2 separate regions of the Homo sapiens genome follow, and region 2 is linked to region 1. Evidence: chromatin loops called from intact Hi-C (ENCODE). Cell type or tissue: heart left ventricle. All regions are shown on one strand. Each heading gives the region's core, and the rest is flanking DNA. Links, peaks and the distances in the headings are about the cores only.

What was found. Peaks named below come from ENCODE experiments on the same cell type or tissue, not always from the same donor. Only the 100,000 strongest peaks of a DNase experiment are listed, where the experiment ranks them.
Region 2: it touches region 1 in a loop (2.9-fold over the local background); 13 of 110 quality-filtered maps call a loop at or near these places.

Annotation. Positions count from the first base shown.
Region 1 is chr21:33,370,550-33,378,888 of GRCh38, reverse strand. No RefSeq gene overlaps it. Among named protein-coding and RNA genes, the nearest start is that of IFNGR2, 29 kb to the left of the region's middle. In heart left ventricle, for the core only: a CTCF peak has its summit at 4,040 (motif pointing right); a DNase peak (open chromatin) is centred at 4,042; H3K27ac peaks cover 424 bases.
Region 2 is chr21:32,831,479-32,839,817 of GRCh38, reverse strand. No RefSeq gene overlaps it. Among named protein-coding and RNA genes, the nearest start is that of EPCIP, 22 kb to the right of the region's middle. In heart left ventricle, for the core only: no CTCF peak of the experiment used is centred there; no DNase peak of the experiment used is centred there; H3K4me3 peaks cover 394 bases; H3K27me3 peaks cover 983 bases.

The DNA of each region.
Region 1 (8,339 bases), core at 196-8,195:
GCAGCGGTGCGATCTTGGCTCAGTACAACCTCTGCCTCCTGGGTTCAAGCGATTCTCCTGCCTCAGCCTCCCAAGTAGCTGGGATTACAAGCATATGCCACCATGCCCGGCTAACTTTTTGTATTTTTAGTAGAGATAGGGTTTCACCATGTTGGTCAGGCTGGTCACAAACTCCTGACCTTAAGTGATCTGCCCGCCTCGGCCTCCCAAAGTGCTGGGAATACAGGCGTGAGCAACCGCGCCCGGCCAAAATTGCTATTCTTTAAAAAGAGATTTTAAAACATCTCTTTAGTTTCTGTCCTAATAGAAGGAAGCTGGGTTTTTACATCTGCTCTGCTCTGCACGGGTGCAATATCACATATGCAGCCGCTAGAAAATCCCATTGCATATCCCACTGAAAGAATGATAGTGAAAAAGACAATTCATCTCTTGGTTGGTTATGAAAACAGTTTTGACCTTGCATCCCCTCTGAAAGGAGTTCTGGATACTTTGAGAACTACTGTTCTAAAACACTTAGATGCAATTAAAAGCTTTGCCATGGCCGGGCATGGTGGCTCATGCCTGTAATCGCAGCACTTTGGGAGGCCGAGGTGGGAGGGTCACCTGAGGCCAGGAGTTCAAGACCAGCCTGGCCAATATGGCGGAACCCCGTCTTTACTAAAAGTACACAAACTAGCCGGGTGTGGTGGCGCACCTGTAATTACAGCTACTCAGGAGGCTGAGGCTCTAAATCGCTTGAATCTGGGAGGCACAGGTTGCAGTGAGCCAGGATGGTGCTACTGCACTCCAGCCTGGGCAACAGAGCACGACTTTGTCTCAAAACAAACAAATAAACAAGACAGCTTTGCCAGTATCCATGAGCTTGGGAAAGTGACTGGATACATGTCAAATGTATGCAAATAAATTGCTTTGCCATATACCAACATCTCTGGAATGTCCCAGGCTCCACACAGCGTGTGTGTATACTGTATCGCCTTTATAGAGAATCTCAAATCTCAACAATCCAGTTGTCCCTTAGCTATGTTGCTGGAAGTCCAGGCTTTGGCTTTTGAAAGGCTCCTTCTCTTCCGCCATTTCTTCAAAGGGCTCCTGGGTGGGGAGAGAAGAGCAGATGGGAAGCCTAGGCAGCAAAGCAGGGCTCACACATATCCTCAGAAATGCACCTGCTGCAAGCAGCCCTACTGTTGGCTGTGCCCTGCCTTCTCTGCTATGTTGCTGTTGGCTATGCCTTCTCTGTGCTGCTGACACTGCTGCTGACTGCTCCGGCTCTTTTGCCAGGTCTTTCAGACAGAGTCCCCACAGTTCTTTCAGCACTGCCTGCTTAGTCCCATCGCTCCTGGGCACTGGAGAAGCAAGTGAATGATAGAGGTTGGGCCAAGGGGTAATTAGGTGGAGAATGTTCTTACAGTCTACAAATTCTGCCACCCTTTCTATCGCCAGCCAGCATCTGCATTCATGAGACATTCGTCAAAAGGGGCTGAGTTTTCTCTTCCTCCAGTTAAGATCCCTTGCAAGAAGGGAGCTGTACAGATGGGTTTCTGGACCTCATGTGAGTCAAGAGGTGACTGGTCATCTGTGTCTGTCAATTCTCACAGTCCAGGGACTTTCAGGGCACCATATTCAGAGCAGGTGAGCACACAGTGGCTAACTATGAGTCTCATTTCATACCTGTCAAAATGCTGCGGTGACTGTGGTCACTGCCATGAGGATGGGAAATTTTTAAGAGCATGGAAAAAAAAATCCCAGAAAAACTGGCAAATTGGAGAAAGTAGAGAAGGTGGCTGTGCTAGATAGAAAGGAGAGTAAATAAGGAAAAGGGCAGGTTGAGCACAGTGTGATTGCTGGGAGAAAATGAGGGACCGAGAGGTGAGCGGTGCCCACCTCTGGAAGGTTTTGTTTGTCCCCTACATGGGATGAGTGGCGCTGGAGGAAGACAAGGTGGGAAGGAAGCTCCCTCCTCCAGGTGCCTCCGGAAGCCCAGTGCTGATGTCGCTGAACACGAAGGGAGAGTGTCACTGTCACGGCACCAGTGGCTTCTTTGTGGCTAAATCCAAAGGGTGCATTTTAGCTCTTTCCTTCCAAAAGCAGTTGATATTTTCAGTGTCATTCAAATTTATAAGAAAAAAACTTATTACCTTTTAAAAAGATCATTATTAATTATTATTATTATTATTATTATTATTATTTGAGACAGGGTCTCACTCTGTCACCCAGGCTGGAGTGCAGTGGCGCAGTCTTGGTTCACTGCATCCTCTGCCTTCTAGGTTCAAGCCATTCTCATGCCTCAGCCTCCCAAGTAGCTGGGATTACAGGTACCCGCCACCATGCCTGGATAATTTTTGTAATTTTAGGAGAGCTGGTATTTCACCATGTTCGACAGGCTGGTCTTGAATTCCTGACCTCAGATGATCCACCCGCCTCGGCCTCCCAAAGAGTTGGGATTACAGGCATGAGCCACCGCAGTCGGCCAAAAATTATTTTTAAAAGATTATTTTAAAAATATTATTTTCTTGTGTCTACTCAGGATTTTGTCTGTAATACTAATTTTCAAGTGTCTCCCGATTTTATCCTACTTATAATTGCATACTATCAAGTGTAGTTGTGTCTCAGCCCCGGAATTTTCTGTTTAAATATTCTTCCTGAAATAGAATGTTTTTACATAATCAACAGCTCATTTATTGCCCAATTAAAAAAACAGCCTTATCTAGGTATAATTTACATGCCACAAACTCATCCATCTTAAATGTATACATCAATAATTCTTATTAACTTCAGAGTTATATAAATACTACCACAATCTAGTTTTAGAAAAATTTTTGTTTAACTTTTTGAAAACACCTTAAATGAAATTAGCATTAGAGAAAAAAATATGTCTATTTTAAAAACCCTGAAATTTGAACTTTTTTTTTTTTTTTTTTTGAGATGGAGTCTTGCTCTGTTTCCCAGACTGGAGTGCAGTGGCACGATCTCAGCTCACTGCAACCTCTGTCTCCTGGGTTTAAGCGATTCTGCTGCCTCACCCTCCCTAATTTTTGTATTTTTAGAAGAGATGGGGTTTCGCCATGTTGGCCAGGCTGGTTTTGAACTCCTGATCTCAGGTGATCCACCCACCTCAGCCTCCCAAAGTGTTGGAATTACAGGCGTGAGCCATCTTGCCCAGCCTGAACATATTTTTTAAATGGTGTGTTTTTTTCTTTCAATGACACTAGCTTAAACTAAGCCATTTGAACTCTTATTTTAATGGATCAACTATTTGATCATTTATTTAACATCATGTGATAGTTAATGTTATGTGTCAATTTCACTAGGTTATGCTACCCAGGCATTCGGTCAGACATTATTCTAGATGTTTCTGTGAAGATGCTTTTTAGATGTGTCCTAATTTTCTGAATGGTGGCTTGGACCAGGGTAGTAGCAGTGGAAGTGGTAAAAGTGGTCAGAGTGGAGGTATTTTGGTAGCATGGGTGCGATTTCCTGACAGATAGAATGCGGGTCATGAGAAAGGCAGGAGTCAGGGGTGGCATAAGGTTTTTGACCTTAGCGACTGGAAGGAAGGAGTGGCTACTTATGTTGATGGGAAAAGACTGAAGAGTGGGACGGTTTGATTTGGTTTAAAATCAGCATCAGCACCTCCCATTTTATAATGGAGGACTTGTGTGTGTGTGTGAAGGAAAATGTGTCTTGGTTGAGTGCAGTGGCTCATGCCTGTAATCCCAGCACTTTGGGAAGCTGAGACAGGAGGATCACTTGAGCCCAGGAGTTCAAGACCAATCTGGGCAACATAGCAAGACCTTGCCTCTATTGAAAAAAAAAAAAAGTGACTGAAGCACATGACCCTAGAATCATCTAGATAATACTGCAACTATGAACTGCGCTAGAAGCTGCATGCTCATCATTTCTCTTTACAATGTCCCTGTGATACCGATGTGAGCATGAGCATGCCAAGTTTATGTTTATTACTATAATTATTATATAATACTTACCAAGCACTTCTTGGGGTTTTAGGTACAGAGACCTAAAGTTATTTGCCCAAAGTCACACGGCCAGTAGGTGGCAGGGCTGGAATTCAAATTGGGTTACTGTACCCTGGAGTCCCTATCCCTTCAAGACATTGTTTTGTGCCTAATTGCGAATCTGAACTTTGTACAACCTCCAAAAGAAATACTTGATAATAATTCTGAATCATCCATTTCCACACTCTAGGGGGGTGAACTAAGTAATTTTTTTCATATTGCAACTGTTTGCTTTTAAGTTCTACAAATAGAAAAAATAAGCATTTCCCTATTGAAGAGGAAGTGTAACTGGACACTACATGCTTTGCTTAGTCAAGGGGAAAATTTAATATAAAAACCACTATACATTTGAGGAAGTGGGTCAAGAGGCTGAAAGGCCAACAAAGAATCAGAGAAATGTATGCTTCTCCATAATAATTGTTTACAGTTGAAGGAAAGTCCCAAAAGCAGTATACATCCCAAATTTCTACTTTGTCCAAGTCAAAGATCCTTGAACCTGGCAATGAGTAGATGTGCACCTTATAGGGCATACAATACACTCACACAGTTTGTAGGATGAACAAATATACTCGGTCTTCTTTCTTTCAACTTCCTTTCCCTGAAGTGACAAGCAGCAACAGAACTAGGAAGACCCAGCTTTGCTTCATGTATTTATTCTTGATGATTATTGTCATAAAGATGTGAGTTTCAGGAAGTAGATACCAGCCAAACTGGTACAGAGCTGGTTACAGAAGGCAGCTTTTGGGTATAATCCCAGTTTAATTTTAGAGGAAAACACGTGCAACACAAATGCTTTATTTTACCAACTTGTTTTCCATGCAGTTATGATTTTAATGAAATCAAATAAACTCTTCTTGCTCAGGGTGAATATATACTTGAACTTCATAAATAATCATTTCAGATGAATTCTCCCAGTTTCGAAGAAACTGGTCATCTGGTAGCAGAGCCTGCTTACTATTCCCCAAGGGGTCTGCTCACCACACTGGCACCTCCTGCCTTTTGCTTGTCTCTCTACTGGTTCAGCCAACTCTGGGCATAAATCCCTCCCTTCATTTTCCAAAGAGATAGTGGTGACAAGATTACAGCTTTAATGTGACTTCCCTGAAGGTTTATGGGTAAAGGAAGGGAATTCCTACCCAGGCAGTCACTTGTTAATGCTGCCATGCTGGGGCCATGCTTGGAACCCACAGGAATGAACTCAGGGCCTTGAAGGGCCTCCTGTCTGCTAAGGAGCCAGGCCAACCTCTTCAGAATCACAGTGCCCTCAGGCAAATCTCTCACCCTGGTAGATGCCCACGCACCTTGAGATCAGAGGGAGGGAGAGGTGCCTCCCTGAATCAGGGATTATGGATTCCTTCAAGTCTTCATTTCCTGGCCTGAAGTTCATTTCATTTGCTTCCCAGGAGGGCTGAGGCTCACTCTCGTTGTTTTTTTTTTTTTTCGGAGTCTCACTCTATTAGCAGGCTGGAGTGCAGTGGCGCGATCTCGGCTCACTGCAGCCTCCGCCTCTCAGATTCAAGCAATTCTCCTGCCTCAGGCTCCCGAGTAGCTGGAACTACAGGTGCGCACCACCGCGCCCAGCTAATTTTTGTATTTTTAGTAGAGACGGGGTTTCACCATGTTGGCCAGGCTGGTCTTGATCTCTTGACCTCATGATCTGCCCGCCTCAGCCTCCCAAAGTGCTGGGATTACAGGCGTGAGCCACGGCGCCCGCCCATTCTCATTTCTTTTTTTTTTTTTTGAGACGGAGTCTCGCTGTGCCTCCCAGGTTGGAGTGCAGTGGCGCGATCTCGGCTCACTGCAAGCTCCGCCTCCCAGGTTCATGCCATTCTCCTGCCTCAGCCTCCCAAGTAGCTGGGACTACAGGCGCCCACCACCATGCCCGGGTAATTTTTTGTATTTTTAGTAGAAACGGGGTTTCACCGTGTTAGCCAAGATGGTCTCGATCTCCTGACCTCGTGATCCGCCCGTCTCGGCCTCCCAAAGTGCTGGGATTACAGGCCCATTCTCATTTCTTTTAGGAGCAACCTCTCTACTCCACCCACAAGGTGAGGCCTGGCCCCAGGGTTCCCCAAAAACAATCCTACCGCACCCGCGCACCTGGGCGGTGCCCTCTGGAGCCAGTCCAATGGTCTCCTTCAGCATTAAGTGAGGGCATGGGTGTCTTGCTACAGACCTGGGGGCTGCTGGCCTCTCTGCAGTGACAAATGCTACATCCCATGCTCATACCTTCCCAAGTAGAAGCAATCACTTTTAGTAGCAGAAAAATTGAAATACGTCTCTCAAAGTAACAAAGTCAAGTGTATGCACACTTTGGCCAGGCGCGGTGGCTCACGCCTGTAATCCCAGCACTTTGGGAGGCTGAGATGGGTGGATCACGAGGTCAGGAGATCGAGACCATCCTGGCTAACATGGTGAAACCCCGTCTCTATGAAAAAAATACAAAAAAAAATTAGTTGGGCGTGGTGGTGAGCGCCTGTGGTCCCAGCTACTTGGGAGGCTGACGCAGGAGAATGGCGTGAACCCGGGAAGAGGAGCTTGCAGTGAGCCGAGATTGCGCCACTGCACTCCAGCCTGGGCAACAGAGTGAGACTCCATCTCAAAAAAAAAAAAAAAAAAAAAAGAGTATGCACAATTTTAGGGGTTTCTGGTGATTTTCCAGAAGTGTGGACACAGATGTGTCTAAGGCATAGTCTCTCCACCTGGTCACTGTTGACGTTTTGGGCCAGATGATACTTGGGTGGGGAAAAAGGGACTGTTCTGTGCATGTACCCACTAGATGCCAGTAGCACCTACCCCCACCCTCCAGTTGTGACAACCGAAAATGTCTCCAGACAATGCGAAATTCCTCTGGGGGTAAAACTGCCACCACTGCTTTAATGCAATTAATTTGCAATCTCTCAGCTTCCATAAGTGCTTTTGCCTACAATTCATCTTCAGGGCCCACGTTTTGAGGTTCTTTTCCACCTTCCCTTCCACAATCACCCTTCCTTTACTTCATAAAGAAAAGCATGCTCCTCTCTCCCACCCTTGGACTCTCACTAGGATGACCTGGGTGTGAAAATCTCTGGGGCACAAGCTAAGAGACAACTCAGTTGAGAAACAGAATGATTCCAGTGACTGGGTGACAAGCCCTTTAAGAAGGCTGGCACTTATTAATATTTGCTTACAAAAATAATGTAAGTAGGAACTACTCAAATTGCCTGCTGACCAATCAATCATTGTACAAATTTTTGAAGGTTTTATTATGGGAAATTTTATATGTTCCTGAAATTAGAGAGAAGTATAATGAGCCACTCAGCTGAGTTCCCAACACTCAGCTTCGATTAGCAACATGAAAATCAGGATTTTAAACATTTATGATGACTGTTATGGTGACGAAGGGAAAACTTCCTCTTCACCCTCTGAGGTTTTGCTGAAAAATCAGTGGACAAAAGGCTGATAAAGGCTGGGCCTGGTGGCTCACACCTATAATCCCAGCACTTTGGGAGGCTGAGATGGGTGGATCGCTTGAACCCAGGAATTTGAGACCAGCCTGACCAACGTGGCGAAACCCTGTCTCTACTAAAAATAGAAAAACTAGACAGGTGTGGTGGGGCGTGCCTATAATCCCAGCTATTTGGGAGGCTGAGGCATGAGAATCACTTGAAATCACTTGAACCTGGGAAGTGGAAGCTGCAGTGAGCCGAGATCATGCCACTGCACTCCAGCCTGGGCAACAGAGTGAGACTCCATCTCAGAAAAAAAAAAAAAGGGCAGATTAAAAGGATAAAAGGCATTCAAATGTATTAACGTGCACACAGGAGAACCCCAGAGTGATGACCCCAACTCCCCAGTGGGGCTCAGTAGCTTCCATGCCTTCCTGAGTGTACAGACAGAATGGGGACTTGAATCATGGCAAAACAGGTATGGGAGGGGGAGAAGATGAGGTCTGGTTAGCAAAGGTGGTCTTGTTAGAAAGTTTACAGATAGCAGTGCTCAGAGAGAATAGGTGATGAATGCTTTTCGGACCTTTAAAGATGTCTGACTCTCAGTTAATCTTTCCTGGATAGGACAAGGGAGGGCCTGAGAGGAAGCCTGGTTGCATCCGTGCAGATTTTCTCGACAGATGCAAATCTCCCTGACAAAAGACAGCGTTTTAGTTGCTCTTGTATTTCTAGCCCTTCTGAATCACCATCTTGAACTATGTCAAGGAAATATATTTTGGGGTGAAATATTTTGGTTTTCTTCACTATGGAAAGTTTCAGACTTGTACAGAAATAGACTAGGGTTATGAACCTCTCTGTGCCTGTCACCTAGTATATTAGGTTTCTGTTGCTGTGCAAC
Region 2 (8,339 bases), core at 316-8,315, 540 kb after region 1:
TATTCAGAGGTATATCAGGGAAGCTGATGGAATAAACCAAATGTGGAAGAATCCTGGAGTTATGGTGAACAACCATCCTAGTTTTCTCTGACTCTCCCAGTTTTAGTACTGAAAGTCCCTGTTCAGGGAAACCCCTGAGTCTGAGGCAAATCAAGACAGTTGGCCACCCTGCATAGAGTCATAGAAGTGCATGGTTAAAAGAGACCCTGGAGCCTCATACAACTCCCTCATTTTTGGCCCAGAGAGGTCAAAGAGGCAGCACAGCAAAGAACTCAATGTCTTCTTAATAAATGATGAATAAATCTATTGTCTCGTCATGTGAGTAAAATCACCAGAGATTATTAAATGTAAACATGGTACGAGACAAGGACTGGCACCAGAGTGAGGTGATGTGGGATCTAATCCTGGCTCTGCCACTAAATGGGGACCTTGGGTAGGGGAGCTCTGACCTGCCAGGTACTATACACCGATTATTTCATTAATCTGAATTATACTCCTTTAAAGCAGGATTAATATGCCTGTTTAACAGATGGAAGAATGGGCTCAGAGAAATCAAGTAACTAGCCCAATATCATAGTAAGAGCTAAGATTCGAAGGTCAGTTACTCTGACACCAAAGCATATGTTGTTGCCAAAATAGCCCCTACACTGGTACAAAGCTGATGGCAAATCAGCTGCTTGTTGCTCCCATGAAGGACTCATCAGATGGGAACGGCAATTGGAAGAGATAATTTTTTTTCCATTTCTGCAATGCAATTAAGGATATAATAAAATCATCACAGAATGCCCAAATGATTGATAATTGAGAGACTAGTACCAAGTCTACTTCCAAGAAAGATTTAGATTAGCTAGTGCATGTATTTAACCTGAGCTCTCTTTTCTGTTTTTTAATAACAAACTCAGCATCTGATTGATTTTAAGCTTAAGTTCACCAGTTTCTCATATCCACCAAATCAGAAGATAAACTGTATGAGGATAAGAATTTTGTTCACTGCCATAACCCCGGGGCACTTATGCTTGCCATGTAGTAGGTTTGCAATCCATATCTGTTGGATGTAAGAATGAATGAACAAATGAAACAAATTCAAAATTCAACATAGGAATGTTAAGTAATCTTATTATGTATATATACATGTGATAATTTATTTAAAAGTTGATTGAGCACTCAATACAGGAGGTAGAAATAAGGGAAGTAAAGATTTATCTGCCATGCAAATATTAACCAAAAAATTATTGGATGGATAAACTATAAGGATCAAATTGATCTATATATTTTTAATTTTTATAGATTAGAGCTTTTTTAGACTAAAGGGGGTTAGTAGAAGGTTCCTGTGATGAAATAAAGAATCCTTTTAGCAAAATAATAATGATCATAAACTCATTTTTCTAAAACAGTTGAGGATTTGCTTCCAGTGAAGGACTCTTTTACGGTAACTTGAGTCTCACTTTCCTTTGTTTATGTGGTGACATACATGTAGGAAGCAAAAAGCTGAATGCTTTTCTCTTTTGTTTTTTTTTGAGACAGGGTCTCACTCTGTCACCCAGGCTGGAATGCAGTGGCACAATCATGGCTCACTGCAGCCTTGACCTGCCAGGGCTCAGGTTATCCTCCCATCTCAGCCCCCCAGGTAGCTGGGACTACAGGTGCGCCACCACACCTGGCTGATTTTCATATTTTTTCATAGAGGTGGGATTTTGCCATGTTGCCCAGGCTGGTCTTGAACTCAGCATATGTTATAAACATAATTTCTCTGATAGTAAGGATGATATATGTGGGCATTCAGTACTAGGGGTTTGGGGTTTATGGGTGAATGAAGTTTTATATCACTTACCATGCTCTATGCTCCTTAAACTAGCTAGTGCTTGAAAATGGTATTACCATACATATCTTCAAATATGTATATTTGACAGTGGAGAATAAAAAAGAATAAATCACATAGCTTTAAAAATGATGTCAAATACAGCTTCAGCCTTTAAAACACATTTTAGAGGAAAAAAATTAACTATTATATAGAGTTAATCAAAATAAAACAACTTCTTAGGTTTGATAGCAGATCAAAAGTAAGCTTAAAAGTAATATACAGTGTTTAACATTTATGTGTAAGTTTAGTGGTCTGAGAAATAACTTTCCAATTGTACGGCCACTCTGTATTAGACATGATATTAAGGTAATGATGGAATATGTTCTTTCTTTATGGATACAAGGGATCTATTACCATAAAGAATGAATTAAATCTGTTACTATATCAAGAAAAACAGTGCATAAAATACTAATGCTACAAGAAAATGTGTCTCAGCCGGGTTAACAGATGGGTGAAGTGTGAAGGCAGATAAACTCTGCTTCTTTTGGCTTAGTCTTTATATCTCCCTACAACTATAACTAATCCTCTTTATTTGAACAATTTCAAAGACTCTAATTTTACACACATGGCATGCATACAAGAGACACACTTTTAGTTCCTGCCAGCAGGTAATTAGAAGCAACAAAAAGGTATGTCTTGATGAAGAATTGCCTCACTGCCCAAGCCACCACTTCAGCTGATCCAACAGAAATTCATCCTGTTACAGACCACTGCTCAGAGGCAGAGAAGGTCTGGTTTGCAGAGGAAAAAAAAATCATCCAGCCAATCAGACTTGAAATTGATCAATTCATCCCATTATATTTATGTACAGAAAAAGCCTATTAATTTTTGTATAACTAACTTTATAACCAGGTACTTAGTCATATTATTTCTAACAGCTTTTCAATTGATTTATATGGATTTTAGAGATATATAATGATGTAATCTGCAAATAATTTTCCCCATATTTACAGCTTTTTTTCCTCTTATCTAATTGCACTGGCCAGTACTCCTAGAACAGTATTAAAAAAATAGTTTCCATGGTGACCAATATTGTCTTTAATAACGGAAAAAATGGTTTTAGCATTTTGCCATTTAGCATCATGATGGTTTTTCAACTAATACGTGCATATGTGTTTACATGTTAATTTATTGTGTCCAGAATCTATTCCTAATTGAAACTTTTAAAATGAAGAAATGATTGTCAAATTTTGACAAAAAAAGCTCTTTGGGTCACAAAACTATAATTATGGGTTTTTTCTTCCATTACCTATTAATATAGTAAATTATGATAATAAACATAATAGCAAGCCATCCTTGCATTCCTATGATTTTTGCATTTCAACAAACTTCTAAATTCTATGTGCTAGTATTTTCTTTAAGAATTGTACTTAAGGACATACAGTATAAAGAGATAATCAGGGCCAGGTGCAGTGGCTCATGGCTGTAATCCCAGCACTTTGGGAGGCTGAGGTGGGCAGATTACCTGAGCTCAGGAGTTCGAGACCAGCCTGGGCAACGCTGTGAAACCCCATCTCTACTATAATACAAAAAATTAGCTGGGCATGGTGGCATGCGCCTGTAGTCCCAGCTACTTGGGAGGCTGAGGCAGTAGAGTTGCTTAAACCCAGGAGGCAGAGGTTGCAGTGAGCTGAGATTGCACCACCACACTCCAGCCTGGGAGACAGCAAGACTATGTCTCAAAAAAAAAAAAAAAAAAGAAATAATCAGAATTATCCCTCTCCATACTGGCATTTCTATATTCTTTGGCTCTGTAGGAAAGTTGGTGCTGCTAATACACCTCTAGGATTTATTTGCTGTAAGCAAGTAATAATAATAATAGTAGCTCACACTTCCTACAGCATGTATTCTGTAACAGATGATGATCTGAGAGCTTGTTACATAATGCTTTCAATCCTGTGAGGCAAGTACTATCATCATTATCATCACCATTATCTCCACTTTTCAGACAAGGAAACTGAGCTTGTTCAAGGTCACTTAGGTAGTAAGTCACAAAGTCCAAGCAATCTGGCATGACAGTTTGTGTTCTGATTCCCTAAGTCACTCGTTCATTCCACCTGCAGCATGTATTTACTCACTGCCTATTTGGAAGACACTTCACAATATTTTCCTTTTAAAAAGCAAATGAATACTTTGATGAACATCTAGGTCTATGCAGTAGTTCTAAAATGTTTGTATCTATTTATTCCAGGCACTATTCCCATACAGCTCTCTCCCCAACCTTTCAAAATTTCTGTCCTAACTGCTGTGATCCAATATGTCAGGCTGAGAGAATATTAAGCTGAGCCCAAGATACTAGCCTAGTCTGATGACATTCTGGCAGAGTCTATGTGGATGCTCCTGGAAAGGCAAGGCCTTAGTAACAAAGGAGAACCAAATATCCATGTCAGCTGGATGACGAGGCTGTTGCAAATGATGCTACCCGACATGACATGTCTCGTCTGGAAAAGAGAGAAAACTAGCTAGATGTGCAGCAAGGCATGAGTGCTTGGCCAGTAGAAGGTACAAGAAAATAACCGAGTGCCAACTACAGGCAGAGCGTGAGAGCGGAGCAGCGTCTGGGAGGTGCTTTTCACACCATATGTCTTTTCCTTTGCCCCACAGCCCCTGTGGCATTTTTGAGGTGTCAGCTCTTGATTTCTTCTATTACCTGGTTTACATTAGCCTCCTGAAGCCCCTTTGTGTGGGTTGTAGTGTCCTCTGTGAGGGTGATAAATAGAAGGCACCGTGGCCAATATTTGGGGGAAGGAGCCTTGTGAATGGGCCTGATGGGCTGAGGTTGGGGGCTGGGGAGGATGGAAAGAATGTTTCCTCTGTAATCCGGCATTTAATCACTGGCGCTGAGGACAATGGAGGCTCCTCCACCCTCCCAAGGCCTGATTTCATTTGGCAAGCCCAGCCCTCTTTTGTCAGCCTCACAAGGAGGTCCCACCCCTCCATGCTCCACACAAGGTTCGCTTCCCAAGTGTCATTGAGATGAAACAGCCAGAACATGGGCTGGGGACTGCTGCGCTCAGCCTCTCTCTGTCACCAGCACTGGTCCTTCCCTCATAGGCCTTTGTGACTCTGTGAATCTATAATTCCAGGAAATTTTATATTTAGTGTTCTCAAAGCGAGTGCAACCCGGTGCAATGCGTTTCTATATATATAACTTTTCCTAAGAAAATTATGATTCCATTCAAGAGCCAAAGAGTGCCAGATGGTTCCCAGCAATATGAAATGATAAGCACAGTGGTACTAAAATGAAAGGAAACCTCTCAATGACTTTCATTTCTTCCCTTCCCTTCCAGTCCTTAAGTATGATGGCTATCTAATTTTATGTAATAATTACAGCAAATATGTGATTTTTTTGTACTTTTTTTCAGCCTAGTATTTTTTAATATTGCTATGTTGCTTTCAAAATAATTATGTTAATGCTAGATACTTACACTCACGTTCCTGGGTTAACATTTACCCTGTTGCCAGACACAGATATAAAGGGATGTCATACTGCACGATCAGCCCCTGGAATCAGAAAACCTCAGCTTTGTTCTGCTTTTATTCCAACAGTGTGATCTGTGTATCTTAACCACTCTGAACATGTCTCTTCATCCATGAAGCAAGGGTCACAACCGCACCTACTTCCCAGGGACACGGTAAAATCAAAGGAAATGATACATGTGACAGCTGCTTGTGAACTGCAGAGCCAGACAAGTGGTAGTTATTAGTAGCTTGTTTCCCAGTTTTCCATGCTAAAAATAAAGATTAAAGTGAACATTTTCAAACACAGAGCATTCAACTCCCTTTAGATGCTTTGTCTAGGATAGATTCCAGAACCTAGGACTATTTGATCAAAAATAAAGAAATAAACATTTTTATGGTTCTTAGATCAGAATTGCTACCTGCTTTTCAAAGGGTTGAACCAACTTACATTGTAACTGGCTACATATGGATGTAGCACTTTGCCAAGACCTCACCAGCATAGCAAAATTTCGTTTTAAAACAGGTTGGCTAATTATATAAGTTGCCACCATTTGCGTTGTTTAACCACTGGTGAAGTCTGAACATTTTTCATATTTCCTTATGAAAAACAAGTGGGCATCAATATGTTTTAAGACCATTTTTAAAATAACACTAATTTCCCAAGGTAGGGAGAAAAAGACCATATCATGTAGAGAAACCAACTTGAGCTTTAAAATGACACTTAAGTACAAAAATGTTTGCAGTACTCTATAGCCAATGAGCTCTCCAAAACCAAGAAACCAAGTTCCCACTTTTGTCCTGAGATATATCTGGCCACAATGATTTATCCATATCTGGGGCCCAATCCTGCCTCTTTGGTCCTTTTCTGTAGTGTGGATATTAGCTTGTGAAGGCAAGCAACAGAGTTGGGGACTGACAGTTTCCTGGGGAAAAACGGAGGCTTAGGGGGCTAGACTTCAACTAATGGACTAGTCGACAAATATTTATTGGGTGTTATTAAGCACTTACTAAAGCATGGCTTCTACTCTCAAAGAAATAGTAAGATGAAAGGGTTAACAACAGGAAACCATCGTAGAACACAGAACATACTTGAAAACCTGGTGATGATGCCCCCTAGCACCCTGGCAGTCAGGAAATGGAGAAAACATGTCGCCTGGAGTGAGCTGGAAAATCTTCAGAGAACAGGTAAAAATTGCTCTGCCGGCCGGGCGCAGTGGCTCACGCCTGTAATCCCAGCACTTTGGGAGGCCGAGGCGGGCGGATCACGAAGTCAGGAGATCGAGACCATCCTGCCTAACACAGTGAAACCCCGTCTCTACTAAAAATACAAAAAAATTAGCCGGGCGTGCTGGCGGGCGCCTGTAGTCCCAGCTACTGGGAAAGCTGAGGCAGGAGAATGGTGTGAACCCGGGAGGCGGAGCTTGCAGTGAGCCGAGATCGCGCCACTGCACTCCAGCCTCGGCGACAGAGAAAGACTCTGTCTCAAAAAAAAAAGACAAGAAAAGAAAAAGGAAAAAAAAGAAATAAGAATTGGGCACTTCATTCCCAGGGGAATTACCAGAACCCACCTAAGCTAGACAGGAAAAGAAATGAAAGTAGAGGTTATCTGTAGTTCATGATGAACTTGCTGTTTCCCTCATTATCACTTGTACTTTCCTCTTGTTTATGTACCTAGGATGACTCCTTTGTCCAACGCTTCACCAAATCCAGCACCATGGACTCAGTCAGATTCCATAGGCGAAGAACAGAAGCTCATGTTAGCAAAGCTTCCTTGTGTGGTATTCTGATTTGATGATCTTTTTTTTTTTTGGAAACATACTATCAAGAGATCCTGTTGGCCATGCAAGGTGGCTCACGCCTGTAATCCCACCACTTTGGGAGGCCGAGGTGGGAGAATCCCTTGACACCAGGAGTTTGAGACCAGCCTGATGAACGTAGCAAGACCCTCATCAGTACAAAATATTTAAAAATTAACTGAGTGTGGTGGCATGCAACTTGTAGTCCCAGCTAGTCAGGAGGCCGAGGTGGGAGGATCACCTGAGCCGAGGAGTTAGAGGCCGCAGCTGAGCTATGATTGCACCACTGCATTCCAGTCTGAGTGACACAGCAAGACCCCATCTCCACAAAACAAACCTCAGAAAGCTTAGAATTAAAATGAAGAAGGTGATTGGGATAAAAAAAATTCATGATGGAGTAAGATAATAAATACAAACCTAAATATACCATAATAATATTAATGGCTCAAATTCCCACAGTAAAAACAGATTAGATTTAAAAATCAGTTATATTTGGCTGGGCGCAGTGGCTCATGCCTGTAATCCCAGCACTTTGGGAGGCCAAGGCAGGTAGATCACCTGAAGTCAGGAGTTCGAGACCATCCTGACCAACATGGAGAAACCCTGTCTCTACTAAAAATACAAAATTAGCCAGGCGTGGTGCCACATGCCTGTAATCCCAGCTACTTGGGAGCCTGAGGCAGGAGAAGAGCTTGAACCTGGGAGGCAGAGGTTGCGAAACTCCATCAAAAAAAAAAAAAAGGCCGGGCGCGGTGGCTCACGCCTGTGGTCCCAGCACTTTGGGAGGCTGAGGCAGGCAGATCATGCGGTCAGGAGATCGAAACCAGCCTGGCCAACATGGTGAAACCCAGTCTCTACTAAAAATACTAAAAAAAATGCTGGGGGTGGTGGTGGGCTCCTGTAATCCCGGCTACTCAGGAGGCTGAGGCAGGAGAATCGCTTGAACCCAGGAGGCGGAGGTTGCAGTGAGCCAAGATCGTCCCACTGCACTCCAGCCTGGGGGAAAGTGCGAGACTCTGTCTCAAAAAGAAAAAAAATCAGTTACATTCTATTTATAAAAGATAATCCAAAACATATGGAGGACAAGGGAATAAAGTGATGAATAAAGATATACCAGACAAATAGGAACCAAAAAAAAAATCTAGGATCGCCACATCAATTTTAGACAAAATAACAATAAAGAGGGTAACTAACATTCTGATTATCTAGAAAAGAGAGTA